Regions from separate parts of the Homo sapiens genome. Here region 2 is linked to region 1. A link is a contact called in ENCODE Hi-C or POLR2A ChIA-PET data. All regions are on one chromosome and are shown on one strand. The core of a region is the stretch at or near the end of the contact, and the rest is flanking DNA. Distances in the headings are between cores, read along the strand shown. Region 1 overlaps SUMF1 (sulfatase modifying factor 1). Region 2 has its middle 42 kb from the start of BHLHE40-AS1.

What was found. A loop is a pair of places that touch in the nucleus more often than their neighbours do. ChIA-PET counts read pairs that join two places held with the same protein, here RNA polymerase II (POLR2A). Pooled maps may share reads with other maps.
Region 2: a map of PC-3 shows a loop between it and region 1 (4-fold over the local background). The contact joins two enhancer-like sites. A Hi-C loop is called at or near these places in 1 of 168 maps with a recorded cell type or tissue (PC-3) and 4 of 50 pooled maps. POLR2A ChIA-PET finds 5 or more read pairs at or near these places in 1 of 52 experiments (CD8-positive, alpha-beta memory T cell).

The regions. Positions count from the first base shown.
Region 1 is chr3:4,420,066-4,427,756 of GRCh38, forward strand. It overlaps SUMF1 (sulfatase modifying factor 1), which reads right to left. Exons shown (of 9, transcript NM_182760.4): 4 at 1-81. Among named protein-coding and RNA genes, the nearest start is that of SUMF1, 43 kb to the right of the region's middle. RefSeq lists a silencer at 1,250-1,299 and an enhancer at 6,933-7,032. Within about 2 kb of position 1,251, at least 4 of the 41 ENCODE cell types and tissues checked have a DNase peak (open chromatin) inside an H3K27ac peak, as active enhancers do; they include PC-3, where a contact is called at or near this core.
Region 2 is chr3:5,018,409-5,026,099 of GRCh38, forward strand. No RefSeq gene overlaps it. Among named protein-coding and RNA genes, the nearest start is that of BHLHE40-AS1, 42 kb to the left of the region's middle. RefSeq lists a cis regulatory region at 3,421-3,619 and enhancers at 4,312-5,511, 4,959-5,328. Within about 2 kb of position 4,988, at least 18 of the 41 ENCODE cell types and tissues checked have a DNase peak (open chromatin) inside an H3K27ac peak, as active enhancers do; they include PC-3, where a contact is called at or near this core.

The DNA of each region.
Region 1 (7,691 bases), core at 1-2,500:
GTGCAGAATAGTAGAGTCAGGCCCTTCTGGGTGTCTCCAGTTAGCGCCTTTCACAGGTAACCACCAGGGAGCAGCTGCAACCTCAAAGCAACCCAGAACAGGCTGATGTTAGCTACTAACATCAACTCTAGAAAAATATCAACTCAGTACATGCAGCAAAAATCTCAATGTCTTCAACTTCCATTTGGATTACCAAACAAATACATTTGCCAGAATACCAAAATAAAGACTTATATGTAAATAAATCTTTAACAAAAAAAGTATTACTTCATATCATAAAGCCTCACAGCAAACAAATACATATGTATTTAAATGGTGTATATCTATAAGAATTTTTTTTTTTTTTTTGAGATGGAGTCTCGCTCTGTCGCCCAGGCTGGAGTGCAGGGGTTGCAATCTTGGCTCACTGCAACCTCCGCCTCCCAGGTTCAACCGATTCTCCTGCCTCAGCTTCCCGAGTAGCTGGGACTACAGGCACGTGCCAGCAAGCCCAGCGAATTTTTTGTATTTTTACTAGAGACAGGGTTTCACTCTGTTAGCCAGGATGGTCTCGATCTCCTGACCTTGTGATCCGCCCGCCTCGGCCTCCCAAAGTGCTGGGATTACAGGAGTGAGCCACCACACCCGGCCTCTGTAAGAATTTTTAAAAAGTGCATGGCTAGCCAATCCTCTATAATCTCTAACAAGTGAGACAGGTAGTGCTGCTCCTATTTAAAAGATGAGGAAACAGAGTTAACCCTACAATTAAATGTGAGGCTAAAGGTCAACCATGGTGGTCAGAGATCAAGCTGAAGCACAGAAGAAAAAATGGGGTGTATTTTCAAAAGACCCCGATTCAACTTCCAACCCAACATTAGCTGGGTGACCCTGGGCAAGTTCACTACTTGTCTGGACCCTCCTAGTCCTTGTCTGTGAAATGGGAGCACACCCACCTGCCTCACCTAACTCAGAATACAGAGGTCAAGTGAGGTAAGATTGGAAAATGCTCAGCAAACAGTAACTAGAACCTTAACTCCTACTTTATGGTTCTGTTAACCAAAATAACAACAGTCAGGAGTCCTCATTTAGTGAGTGGTTTAGTTAGGAACACAGGCTTTGGAGCCAGTCAAAATGAGATTTGAATCATGGCTCTGCTGTTCACGGTGTGACCCTAGGCAACTTATTTAACCTCTTTCCCCAAGCCTGTTTTCTCATGTGGGGATACAGATAGTAACAGCACCTATATCTTGGGTTATTACAAGGAGGAAATATAATACGCATACAGGACTTATGACTATGCCCTTAGCAACTGAGGTTAATGACTCAGCAAGCACTCAGTAAAGGGAACCAGTCTCACTATGGCCCCATGACACTCAGTCACAAGGAGAGCCACAAAAACTAATCATTGTTGCTAATACTAGCTAAAGAACAGATGTTGCAAATGATTCTTTTTGAGACAGGGTCTCACCCTGTCCCCTAGGCTGGAGAACAGTGGCACGGTCATGGCTCACTGCAGCCTTGACCTCCTCAGCTCAAGTGATCCTCCCGCCTCACCATCCCAAGTACCTGGGACCACAGGTGTGCGCCACAATGCCCAGCTAAATTTTTTGTATTTTTTTGTAGAGATGGGGTTTTGCCATGTTGCCCAGGCTGGTCTTGAACTACTGGGCTCCAGTGATCCCTGCCCAACTTGGCCTCCCAAGGTGCTGGGATTACAGGTGTAAGCTACTGCACCTGGCCTGCAAATGATTCTTCTAATACAAATACAAATACAAAAGAAAGTGACTCAAGGTTATCCCCACAACAATGTTACTCTTTGATTGTTTTCATCCTTTTGAGCTTGTCTGAGTAGAAGTTAAGGGAGAATATGTCCCTGCTAACAATTACAGCAATCACTGAAAACACCAAGCCCCATTCTTGTTCATTCTCTTTTCACATCAACACAATCAGAACATTCATGATATCTCAATCACAATTTGATGGGAAAACCCAATTTTTAAAATATTTCAACAAAAGAAGGCATTAGGTCCTTAAATGACACTATAGCAAGGTGTTTTATTTTACAGAGAACAGGGGAGTGAAGAGGCATGGCTTCTTTCTATTTCATTTGTGGCGCTGTAGAAGTTCCTCTGGGGGCTGTTCTCACTGACTGGGCTGTGCAGGTTTAGGTGCCCATGACAGGTAATTCATTCAGTGTCAAGGGAGGAGCTGCAGTGAAAGCTCAGGTCAGCCCACACTTGTGTTTCAGGAGGATCCTCAGATCATTCTTCCAACTCTACCCTGTCCCCAACACTAAGCACCACCACCAGAAGGTTCTAGTTCTTAAATTAAAAAATAAAAATAAAAAAGCTTAAAAGAATGACAAAATATAGCAATATGTTAACCTCCATGAATGACTTTTCTTCTCATACCCTTTTGTGTCTTAAAATATTTCATCATTAGTGATTTAAAAAAAAAAAAAAACATGATTTGTTTGTCCATTCTACTACTAATGGGTATTTGGGTAGTTTCCAGTTTGGGGCTATTATGAATAGTACTGCTTCTATCAATATTCTTAAAAGAGTTTGTGGCTTTTGGCAAATATATGTACGCATTTCTGCCGACAGTACATGGTGGAGTGGAACAGCTGAGTCCTAGAATACACATGTGCACAGCTTTAGTAGAGGCAAACACAAGCCTTAAACAGGAGAAGGCCCCTGCCATTTCCTACCCTCTTTTCTTCCTTTTTTTTTTTAAAAAAAATTATGTATTTATTTTTTAACTTTTTATTTCCATAGGTTTCTGAGGAACAGGTGGTATTTGGTTACATGTGTAAGTGCTTTGGTGGTGATTTGTGAGATTTTGGTGCACCCATCTCCTAAGCAGTATACACTGAACCCAATTTGTAGTCTTTTATCACTTCCCCTGAGTCCCCAAAGTCCGTTGTGCCATTCTTATGCCTTTGCATCCTCATAGCTTAGCTCCCACTTATAAGTGAGAACATATGTTGTTTGGTTTTCCATTCCTGAGTTACTTCACTTAGAATAATGGAAAGAGCGTGGAGATTCCCTAAGGAACTAAAAGTAGAACTACCACTTGATCCAGCAATCCCACTACTGGGTATCTACCCAGAGGAAGTCATTACATGAAAAAGATACTTGCACACACATGTTTATAGCAGCATAATTCACAATTGCAAAAATGTGGAACCAACCCAAATGCCCACCAATCAACAAGTGAATAAAGAAACTGTGATACACACACACACACACACACACACACACACACACACAATGGAATACTACTCAGCCATAAAAGAATGAATTAACGGCATTCACAGCAACCTGGATGGGATTGGAGCCTACCCCTTTTTCAAAGGGGAGCTTTCCCTCAAGTCAGTTTATGTATAGAAGTCCCTAGGGCTTCTCTCTAGTGACCTCTCAGCCCATACTCTTCTACTCTCCTTTTCCTCTCAATTCAATCTGGTTACAAATGTTTATTGAGCACCGACTGTATGGCTAGCACTGAACCTGATTCTTGGAGGGGATCTACAAGTCCCAGGAATCCTCAGAGTATGACTGAAGACAATTGGTATATTAAATAGTTTTAAAAGTATTTATTTTACATATAATAATTGATATAGTTTATATATTTATCCCCACTCAAATCTCATGTTGAAATATTAATATAATCCCCAATATTGGAGGTGGCGCCTGGTGGGAGGTCTTTGGATCACTGGGGCAGAACCCTTATGAATTGCTTGGGCCGTCCCCTTGGTGATGAGTGAGCTCTCACTGTGTCACAGGAGATCTGGTCAAAAGTGTATGGCGCCTCCCTCCACCTCACTCTCTTGCTCCTGCTTTCACCATGTGAAGCGCCTGCTCCCACTTCGTCTTCTGCCATGATCGAAAGGCCTGAGGCCTCCCCAAAAGCTGATACCAGAGCTACGTTTCCTGTATAGCCTGCAAAACCATGAGCCAAACAGACCTCTTTCTTTATGAACTACCCAGCCTCAGGTATTTCTTTATAGCAATTGCAGGAACAGCTTAATACAAAAATTAATTCCTCAGTTGCAATAATTGGCATAGAAAATGTGCAATTAGTCATCTCATTTTCCTTGATAAATGTCTCTAAAATTCAAATTGATGGGTCCAGATATCACCCTACACATATTAGTACTATAGTTTTTTTATCTCCTTCCACCCGCTACCCCACCCTCTGCTATACACACACCTACTCACTCACACTTTCTCTCATTCTAGACACCCGCTTTTCTTTTTTCCCAGCAACTATTCTTTCTGAAATCTTTCATGCTACCCTAGCAACCCAAAACACACTACTTACTTAACGTCATGGAGCTATATGATGATCACCAATCTCAATGAGGTGCACGGTAAGATGGAAAAAACACGTGAACACACTGTGGCCAAAGCATGAGAAAGAGGACACCACGACAACACTATCCTTGACCAAAGGCCGCAACCTAGTGTTTTGGTCCAAAATAGTAAGACCTGAAGCAAGTATGCAAAGATATATGTATAGTAAATCTAGACATAATATAGTTTCTAACTTAAAATTACAAAATAACCCAACTGTCCTTGGTGTCCATGAAAAAAGGAATACTATACGGCTAGTTATCAAAATACACTCTGACATGGAAATATGAAAATAATATACTGTCATAAAGGTAACCTATAGAATACACATTTGATTCCGTTTCTATAAAATGTATGCATAACAATGTTTGTTAGTATCATCAGGAAAAAAATGTCTGGAAGAATATACATAAACTTAACATAAGCGAAGGATCAGGAGAGTACTATTAGACATTTTTAGAATGAGTGTATGTCACTATCACAGGTTTTCTCAACCTCAGCACTGCTGCTATTTTAGGCCAAATACCTTGTTATGGGAGACTGTCTTATGTATTGCAGGATGTTTAGCAGTGTCTCTGACCTCTACCCACCAGATGCCAGTTGCATCCTTCTTCTCCCATGCCAACTGCGGCAGACAAAAATGTCTCCAGACATTGCTAAATGTCCTCTGAGGAGAGCAAATTATCTACTGTATTATGATAATTAGGGAAAAAAAGATTACTCTTCTTAAATATTAATACACAGTTTATAGTAGCATAGTGGTAAGAGTATCTGACCCTGGAGTCAAGCTGCCTAAGCTTGAACAACAGTATCACCTTTTACAAGCTACAAGATCTTCAGCTGCTTATTTAACCCCTTCAGGCCTCAGCTTACTCATCTGCAAAGTGGGGATAAAATAATACTATCTACTTCCTGGGGATGTTATAAGGATTAAATTTAAAAATACATGTAAAGTGCTTAGAAAAGTACCTGGTACAGAGTATTAGCTGTCATTATTACTACTATTCATTTATGTTATTACATGTTACAATATTCTCTTAGAGCTTTCAGAGAACATATATTCTAATTAGTGAAAATCTACCCCCATATCTGTTCAGCTTGAGCCCCCTCCACCCACCAGTTCACCCTTTTCAGAGTACTGATCAACTGAGAAAAGTGACCAAGAGCTAAGGGGTGAAGGAAGTATTGGAACATGTGTCACTTCCAAAGACTTCTCAAGAAGATGTACCATCTTCCATCACAGTCATGATGTGAGAACCATCTACACATAAACTAACCCACTCTCTAAAGCAAGCAGCACCATGAGGGTAGGGCAAGGGGAGTGTATTAGTCCATTCTCATGCTGCTAATAAAGACATACCTGAAACTGGGTAATTTATAAAGGAAAGAAGTTTAATTGTCTCACATTCCACATGACTGTGGAGGTCTCACAATCATGGCGTGGTGGAAGGTAAAGGGGCAGCAAAGGCACGCCTTACATGGCAGCAGGCAAGAGGGCAAGAGAGCATGTGCAGGGGAACTCCCTTTTATAAAACCATCACCATGTGATCTCAGAGATCACATCAGATCTCATGAGACTTCACTCTCACAAGAACAGTGTGGGAAAAACCCAGCCCCATGATTCAATCACCTACCACCGGGTCCCTCCCATGACACGTAAAGATTATGGGAGCTACAATTCATTCAAGATGAGATTTAGTTGGGGACACAGCCAAACCATATCAGGGAGGGTGTGAGGGGTAAACAGAATACAGGAGGTATCCACATTCCTCAACCTCCAAACTTCAGAAAGCTTGGGCCCCTGTAAGGGAACCAAACTACACACTTGTCTGTCTGTAAGACAGATCATAAGTCACCACTGTGATGGTCAGATGCAGAGTCAGAAACCATTTTCCCATTTCACACATGAAGAAGGAGAGACAAGTAATCAAAGTCACCCCACAACTGAGGACTGACGAAATCAGAGGTAGGGCCTTATTCATCCTGCGCAAGTTTCCCTTGGAATGTCAAATATTTTCTGGTCAAATTTAGGGCAAATCCCATCCAAACTCACTAGACGTTTTCCTTTTCCAAGTGTCACTGTTTCTAAACATTTCAAATAACTTGTTCTTGAACTCCTGATTCTGTCTTGAAAATAAGTGCTATTCTACTAGGTTTAGGAACTTAACAAAACAAACAACTTTTAAGAGTCATATATTAGGCATTTCATCAAGGCTATACTGCAGATTGTGACATCTATAATTCCTTTTAACAGGAATAGTGTTCAGGTGTGTTGTTTACAGAGCAGAAGCAGCAGCATGAGTGGACTGGCATCTATGATAAACCTCAACCTAAAAAGAGACAATTTTTTTTGGATGTGGTTGTCCACCTACACATTCTCTGCTCAACTGAGACAATTTCCAGAGTTACAGCACTCCCTTATATCCAGAGGAAAAAGGACTTTAACATGACCTATTTCTAGTCAACCATCTCCATAGCAACTGTCTAGGGTTTAAGTTGAAACAGCTGTATGAGCCAGCCAGTGACCAATTACAATGTAAATAGGACCCACGTGAGTTTTGAGGTCCCCTTGAGAAATGGACTTCAGAGAGCAAAGACATGTTTCCCACCTCTCCCTGGGGACATAACCAGACTTGTAGTAGCAGCTTAAAGAAAAGGAAACAAGACAGCAAAGGTGCCTTTATTCTTGCCAGAGGTGGCAAATTATGCTTCTTATACACACACAGCCCAGAATAAAATCAGCACAGGAAAAAGAAAGCTCTGTATAATTATGCATACTCAAGTGTAAAGATGTCAAGTGCACAACTTTACAACTGCTCTCTTAAAAATTAAATGCATTTAGACAAGCAAATTTAAAAGATGGACGTTTCTTGAAACGTAGTATAAACATGACAGCTACCCCTATAAAAACAACCCGGGAGAATTTTTCAACTGGCATCAGTGAACAATGAGAAATTACAGATCTGCTCAAATTCATGAAGTATAAATAAAACCAGAGGAGAATTTAGCAACTGAAGGAATTAAATGGAGTAAAGAGCACACAGTAAAAATATTTCCTCAGTACCCAACACAAGTATGGAAAGCTAAGAATGAGGCTTGAATAAAGGCTAAAAACAAATTCATCATGAAAGTAGGTAGTCAAGTCTGACAGCTTACTTCAAATTAAATCCTAAATCAGGTACCCTGATGACTTAATAGACTGCATGGGAGAGAAAAATGCCTGCTTTTTCAAACAGGGTAAAAATATTTATGAAACTTCAGGCAGACTTGAACTTTTCAATACTTTTTGGTTCAGTTCTTAGTGAAATCCCTCATGCTATAATACATTGCATTCCCAAGGCACACAATCAGTAATCA
Region 2 (7,691 bases), core at 3,738-6,237, 600 kb after region 1:
GTCTTAGCTTGATTTCAGAGTGGAGTGGTCTCACTGTGTTCTGAGGCCCTTGGCTGGTGGGCCTGTGCCAGTTTGCATGGGCGAATTCGAACCACTTGGTGGGCTCAAGTGGATAGAGGGACATTTAATGTGTACTACAGAATGCTGCCTTGTGCCACGCACTGTTCTGGCAGCTACAGGCAGGCAAGTCCCTGATTTCATGCAGCTCGTGTTCTAGTAGAGGGGTGAAGGCATTGGACAAATTAAGAAGTCAATAAAATAATCTCAGAGATGGTGGCGATGTTTCTAGATGAGACTTTCTCAACCTTGGCACTACTGACATTTGGGGCTGGATACATTCTTGGTGATAAGGGGGTGTCCTGGACACTATGGAATGTTTAGCACTATCTCTGGCCTCTACCCATTACATGCCAGTAGCAACCCCACTACTTATGGCAACCAAGCCAAAAACATTTCAGACATTGCCAAATATCCCTGGAGTGCCAGCATTACCCCTGCCTGGTTCAGAACCACTGCTCTAAACCAGAGCTGTTCACTAAAAATATAATGTGGCCAGGCCTGGAGGCTCATGCCTGGAGGCTCATGCCTGTAATCCCAGCACGTGGGGAGACTGAGACAGGAGGATCACTTGAGCTCAGGAGTCGGAGACCAGCGTGGGTAACATAGGGAGACCCCATCTCCACAAAATATAAAAAAATTTGCCAAGCATGGTGGTGAGTGCCTGTAGTCCCAGCGACTCAGGAGACTGAGATGGGAGGGAGGATCCTTTGACTCCAGAATATTGAGGCTGCAGAGAGCAATGACCATGCTACTGCACTCTAGCCTGGGTGACAGTGAGACCCTGTCTCAAAAAAAAAAAAAAATACAAGCCACATGCATGATTTTACATTTTCTAGTAGCCACATTAGAAAAGAAAAAAGACACGGTTAAAATAGATTTTTAAAAAATCTATTTGATTTTACCTCAAATATTATTTCAACATGTAATTCATATAAAGAATTATTAATGAGATATGTTATGTTCTTTTGTTCTTACAACATCTTCAAAATCTGGTGTGTATTTCACACTCACAGCACATCTCAATTAGGATAGCGCGACTCTAGACCACCCAGCCCCGCTGCCTGTGTGAGGAGTGGAAGCGCGTGCTGTCGTAAGTTCATCAGAAAGACAGCCTCAACCTGGAGCCTCGCTGGCTGTTCAAAGTGTTGTCTCAGACTAGCAGCCCCGGAGCTTGTCAGATGGCAGGATCTCGGGCCCCGCCCAAGAACTGCTGAATCAGAATTTGCCTTTGAACAAGGGAATTTGTGGGCGCATTGTAGTTTAAGAAGAACCGGGTGAGGAAGTCAGAATGTTCAGGGGCCAGGCATCTTGGGAGGGACTCAAGTCCATAAAATGAAATTGTTCTGTTGGTAGACACCGCATCTTCCTGTTAACTAACTCTAGTCTCAGTTTTCCCATCTCTAGAATGGGGATTATTCATACTCTTTCTCGGGGCTGATGGTATTTAATAAGTGTGAACTCATCACCATGCCCCCTTTCCTCTCTGGCCACAGCTCCCCCTTTATCTCACAAAAGCCTTCCTGGACTCGGACTTTCTGAATGTTGTGCCCTACGTTGAGGATGGGGTGAAGAGGAGGCAGTTTCTGCTACCAGGGATGCTACCCCAAGAGGGAAGACCCTGAGCCCAACTGCAGTGCCCACCTGGGTGGGGGAACCCATGTGGAGCGGCCTGAGGGGCCTGGGCATGGGGTGCGGCTCCCACACCAAACAGGGCATGTGGCCATGTGGAGAATGACCTGCACACGCTCACACATTGTACAAGGTGTGGGTGAAGTGGTGGCTCTGTCACTTAGGAGGACTTCCTGTTCCCAAGGCCAGAACATTCTATAAAAATCATTAAGGAGTTAGAGGTTCTCTGTTTGCTCACCCTCGGCAAGTTCCTCACCCAGCAAGACTATGTTGTGAAGTCCTACCCTTGCGTCTGCCGAGGGGACCCCCACCACCACCAGCCCAGCATCTGGAAGAAGCCTGACTCTCCCTTTGGAGTGCCAGTTCCTCTTGATTTCTAGTTCCGACATGTCCAAAATGGAAGGTGCTTATCTCCAAACCCCATGGCTCAGCCTGGCGCTCACTTCCCTCGCCTTTCATCAGGGCTTGGGCAGGCTCCCCAAGTAGGCAGGAGGGGGTGAAACAAAGGTCAGGTGAGGGCTGAAGCCAAAACAGTGTGGAGAGAAAAGGGTGCCCCTGCCACTGCCCCACCTCAGTCAGAGCTGGCACATGAGTTAAACAGATTAGGAAAACTTCACGCAGAGACTGATGGGTACAGAGGCATGAATTGGAGTGGGAGGAATCCCAAGTACCTTGGTTTCCCCCTTCCCAGTGAGCTAGAACATGATCTTGGTCAAGCCGGAGTGCTGATGTAGGGGCCATGGCCGGGGGTTCCTCTAGGGGTGGCAGTCATGCTTATGAGGGTGAGTGCTTTAAAAATGACTAGAGCCCCAGTGTTTATCCTGTTATGATTCAGAAATACCACCTTGGACCAGGTAAGGACTTCAAAAAGAGGGGGAAAAAATGGGCCGGGTGCAGTGGCTCAAGCCTGTAATCCCACCACTTTGGGAGGCTGAGGCGGGCATATCATTTGAGGTCAGGAGTTCAAGACCAGCCTGGCCAACATGGTGAAACCCTGTCTCTACTAAAAATACAAAAATTAGCCAGTCACGGTGGAGGGCGCCTGTAATCCCAGCTGTTCGGGAGGCTGAGGCAGGAGAATCGCTTGAACATGGGAAGTGGAGGTTGCAGTGAGCTGAGATCGCGCCACTGCACTACAGCCTGGATGACGGAGTGAGTCCCTGTCCAAAAAAAAAGGGCAGGTGGGGGGAAGAAAGAGAAGGAAAAAAAGGAAGGAAGGAAAGAAAGAAGGAAGGAAGGGAAGGAAGGAAGGAGAAAGCTAGGACCTTTTGAAGTGCCCAAAGAAAGAAAAAGATGGAGGAAAGTAAGAAAAGAAGTGAGTGGAAGAACGGATGAAGGGAACTAGATTGATTGCATAGCTAATATGTTGTGGGCGTTTCACTGTTTCAGTATTTTTCCTTTTCCTCCTCTTCTGCCACTTTCTTCTTCTCCATGTCATGTCCATTTTTCAGGCATGGAGAGGGAAGGTCAGAGAGGCTGCCTTGAGTCAGAGCACCCTGGGTTGGAGTGTCCCTAGCTAGCTTAGTGACCTTGAGGAGGTCACTTAATCTGTCTGATCTTCAGCTTCCTCATCTATAAGAAGGAGAAAATAACTCTTTTGCAGAGCTGTGGAGTAACGAGATTAATATATGTAACACCTAGCACATGCCGAGCGCTCAAAACATGCTAGTTACCCGCACGGTTACTTTTAAGTAAGTTGCCCAAGGCCACACAGCTAATGAAGAGCCGACATTTTGACTCAGGCCTGTTGAGTCCAGAGCGCTCGTATTCCACCACATCAGACTGACTCACTAGGTAGTGACAAATCAGGAAAGTGCCACATAAACTATAAACCCTCTCTCCCACAGGCATACATTTGCACAGAGGGAGTGACACCCATTGTTTTTGCCTGCCCAGCAACCATTCCTTTTTATTCTGGAAACATCATCTTATGGCTTTAACACCATCTCCAGGTCTAGGGAGGAATATGTGACTCAAGCCAGGCTGGCCAGGGTTAATCCTGATATTTTTGTTGAGAAGAAAGATCTCTTTCTAATGAGGTTGTTAAGCTCACAAAAGGTAAGACTAGAGCTACTGGGACAATTCCTTGTCATCTTATAGGCAGGCAGAGCTGAAAGATTAAAAAAACAACAAATCTCTAACACTAGCATTTGGGCACCTGGAAACAGCTATGCCTGAAGCCATCAGCTGGATCTTTTTTTTCCCCCTGTAGCTAATTTGAATCCAGTTTCTGTCTTGCAACTAAGAGTCCTCACTGACTAATTTGAGGCTTGCCTGATACCGAGGCTCATGTACCTTAAACCATCCCAGATTGACTCAACAGTATAGAGCCTAAAGAGAAAAAAGGAAAAACAAATAAAGCAAATACTTTCTCTTTCTCATTTCCTTTCATCTTATATAGATATGGTACCTCTGCTAACAATTGCTGGATGAGTGTACAAACATGTCCAAGACAATCCCTTCACATTACTACTTGTTAATGATCTCATTACCTGCATAAACATCATGATTCTTTGTGTCAGTATCATAGTTGTCCGTATCAAACCTGTGTCAATTCCATGAAAATATATCAAGCTCCATTTCTGGTGCCCCTTTGAGAAAACTAGAGTTGGTGAGACATAAGTAAGAATATACATTTTTCTTTTTCTTTTTTTTTTTTTTGAGATGGAGTTTCCCTTTTGTCACCCACGCTGGAGTATAGTGGCACAATCTCGGCTCACTGCAACCTCTGCCTCCTGGGTTCAAGCGATTCTCCTGCTTCAGCCTCCTGAGTATCTGGGATTACAGGCCTGTGCCACCACACCTGGCTAATTTTGTATTTTTAGCAGAGACAGGGTTTCACCATGTTGGCCAGGCTGGTCTCGAACTCTTGACCTCAAGTGACCCACCCACTTTGGCCTCCCAAAGTGCTGGGATTACAGGCGTGAGGCACTGTGCCCGCCCGAGAATCTGTGTTTTTCACTCATAGTTTGGGATTGTTCTTGCAGCTGAATACCTCTGAAATAATAATCAATGAATATTTCATTCAATAAATATTTACTATCCTCTTCCGTGTGCCAGTCTCCTAAGTTGTCTTAGGATAATAATTATTATCCTAAATCATCCCATTACTTCTTAGATATTTAGCATTCCAACAAACAGAAAACGAGCTCTCTCCTCTCCCTTCCCAAGGGTTTATGTCTTTCATCTCCTCCTTGGCTATCCAGGTTTCGACCTCGGAGTTGGCTTTAGCTGCTGGAGCCTTCCTGAACCCATCTGTTGGGATATTGAGTCACTGAGTCATAAAGAGGAATGTTTCTCACTAAACATCACACCAGAACAGATAGACTTCCAGCTGAGCCAGCTGGTGACCTGGCCGCCCCTGAGTGGAGAAAATGGGAGACGTGGGAGTTGGAAGGCACACCACGCAGACGGTCACCTCATGGTGACGTCACCTGCCAAACCGGTGACTCACCTCCCAATTCTCCCCTCTACCAGCCATATCTTGCTCACTTGGAATACCTGAGGGGAATACCAGCCTCCTGTGTTTAGTGAAAACACACGCTCGTGAGCTATTTTTTAAAGGCATGATGTTTTCTTGCTTTCAAGTGCAGGCCTGGGTTAAGACTGCTTCTGCTTTAATAAGTACCCAGGAGTCTGCTTTTAAAGAAAGACTTGGATAAGCATGGGGATTGCTATGTGGGTTACCTTTTTTTTCTTAAAATTTTTCATTGTAGTAAAATATGCATAACACATAATTTACCATTTTAACTTTTTTTTTTTTGGAGACAGAATTTCCTCTGTTACTGAAGCTAGAGTGCAGTGGTGTGATCACCGTTCATCGCAGCCTCACCCTCTAGGGCTCAATCAATCCTCCCACCTCAGCCTCCCACGAAGCTGGGACTACAGGCATGTGCCCCGACACCCAGCTAATTTTTTTTATTTTTTGGAGAGATGGGGTTTCACTATGCTGCTCAGGCTGGTCTCAAACTCCTGGGCTCAAGCGATCCACCCATGTCAGCCTCCCAAAATCCTGGGACTACAGGCGTGAGCCACCTTTTAACCATTTTTAAGTGCACAATTCAGAGGCATTAAGTACATTCACAACGTTGTGCAACCATCACTACCCATTCCTAGAGCTTGTTCAGCATCCCTTCAATTCATCACCAATTAAATTGTTCATTGAATTCTAATCAAACGAGAACTCCCCACTCCTCTCTCCCTCCAGCCCCCGGTACCTCTACTCTACTTCTGTATGTATAAATTTGTCTAGTCTAGGTGTTCCATATAAGTGGAATCATACAATACCGTCCTTTTGTGTCTGACTTATTTTACTTGGCATCATGTCTTCAACATTCATCATATTGTAGCACTTACCAGAATTTCATTCCTTTTTAAGGCTGAATAATATTTCATTGTATGTACATACTAGATTTAGTTTATCCATTCATTTATTGTTTTCACATCTCAGCTATTGTGGGTAGTTTACTTTCGAGTCCCTAAAGATCATTTGTTCTCTTTACTAGTTAGAAATTCTTCTTTAGAAAGATTCTCAGAGTTCACCTGTAGACTGGGACTAAGATGACCAGTTCTAACTACTTCTCAGGGGTATTGTGAAGATAAAGTTAACTCCTGGGTAGGAAAATGCTTTATAAATACTAAAATGTGTCTACGGTCATACTATCCTGAATGCACCCTATCTCGTCTAAATTCTAAAACGCCCCACAAAAATATTTTTACTTTGTTTGTACTATTTGCTTAGCTTTTCCCCGCAAGCAGAAAAAAAAAAAAAAAAAAAGAGAGAACACGACCCTAGGCTCCTTTCAAATTATAATAAAATCTAGACGGAAATGGTCCAAATGAATGAGGTTTTCCTGGGATGTTTGTATACACTGCAGTCTCTCCATTCTTTCCAAAGCCGAGTACAAGTGCATTAAGTGCTTACATGGACCAGGACGCTATTCTGCTCATTACTGAGCATTAATTTACAGCTCTGGGACATGGACAAGTTACTTCGCCTCTGTGCCTCGGTCTCTTCATCTGCAATGTAGGGACCAAAGTGATAGAACTGACCTCATAGGGTTGTTGTATCAAATGAGGTAATAATGGTAGTGGCTTTGGCACAGCGTTTGGCATACAGTAGGCCTCAATGCTAGTTGCATTGCTGTTATTATGTGTTTCTTATTTGGAATTACTTTTATCCTCATCTCACATTTTTAACACATAATTCAAGATTAAATGCATGGTCTTAAAAATGCACTAAAAAAGCATCAATTCCAAAGAAAAAGGGCCATGTCTGTCATGTTAATTGATGTTTTGCAAGGCTGCCTGGTAATGGTACAGACTTCTAGTTTAGGACTCAGATTTGATTTTACTTCCCAGCTGGTCTCACATTAACTGGGTATTCTACTCTGTAAAATGGGGATAACACCTACCTCATAAGGTTGTGTTGAAGCCACAAGTTCATGCCCGTGCAGCTTTGCAAGGCTTAATACGTGCTGGCTAGCGCTGTTATTATCCGTCTCTCTTCACCTGGCACGCTCGGGGTACTCAGGAAATACTTGCCAAAAGTAATTAAAACAAACATTGCAGCCGGGTGTGGTGGGTCGCACCTGTAATCCCAGCACTATTCGAGGACAAGGCGGGCGGGTCACTTGAGGTCAGGAGTTCGAGACCAGCCTGGCCAACATGGTGAAACATTGTCTCTATTAAAAATACAAAAAAAAAAAAAAAATTAGCTGAGCGTGGTGGTATGCACCTGTAATACCAGCTACTGGAGAGGCTGGGACAAGAGAATGGATTGAACCAGGGAGGCGGAGGTTGCAGTGAGCCAAGATCGAGACACGGCACTGCAGCCTGAGTGACAAATCAAGACTCTGTCTCAAACAACAACAAATAAACAAAATAAAAAAATATATATATTGCTTCACTGATAGTGGACGGGCCATTGACTCTTAAGAGGTTCGTGAGACCCTGATCTATGGCAAGAAAGGTAAGAAAAAACGCAACCCAACCCAACCCAA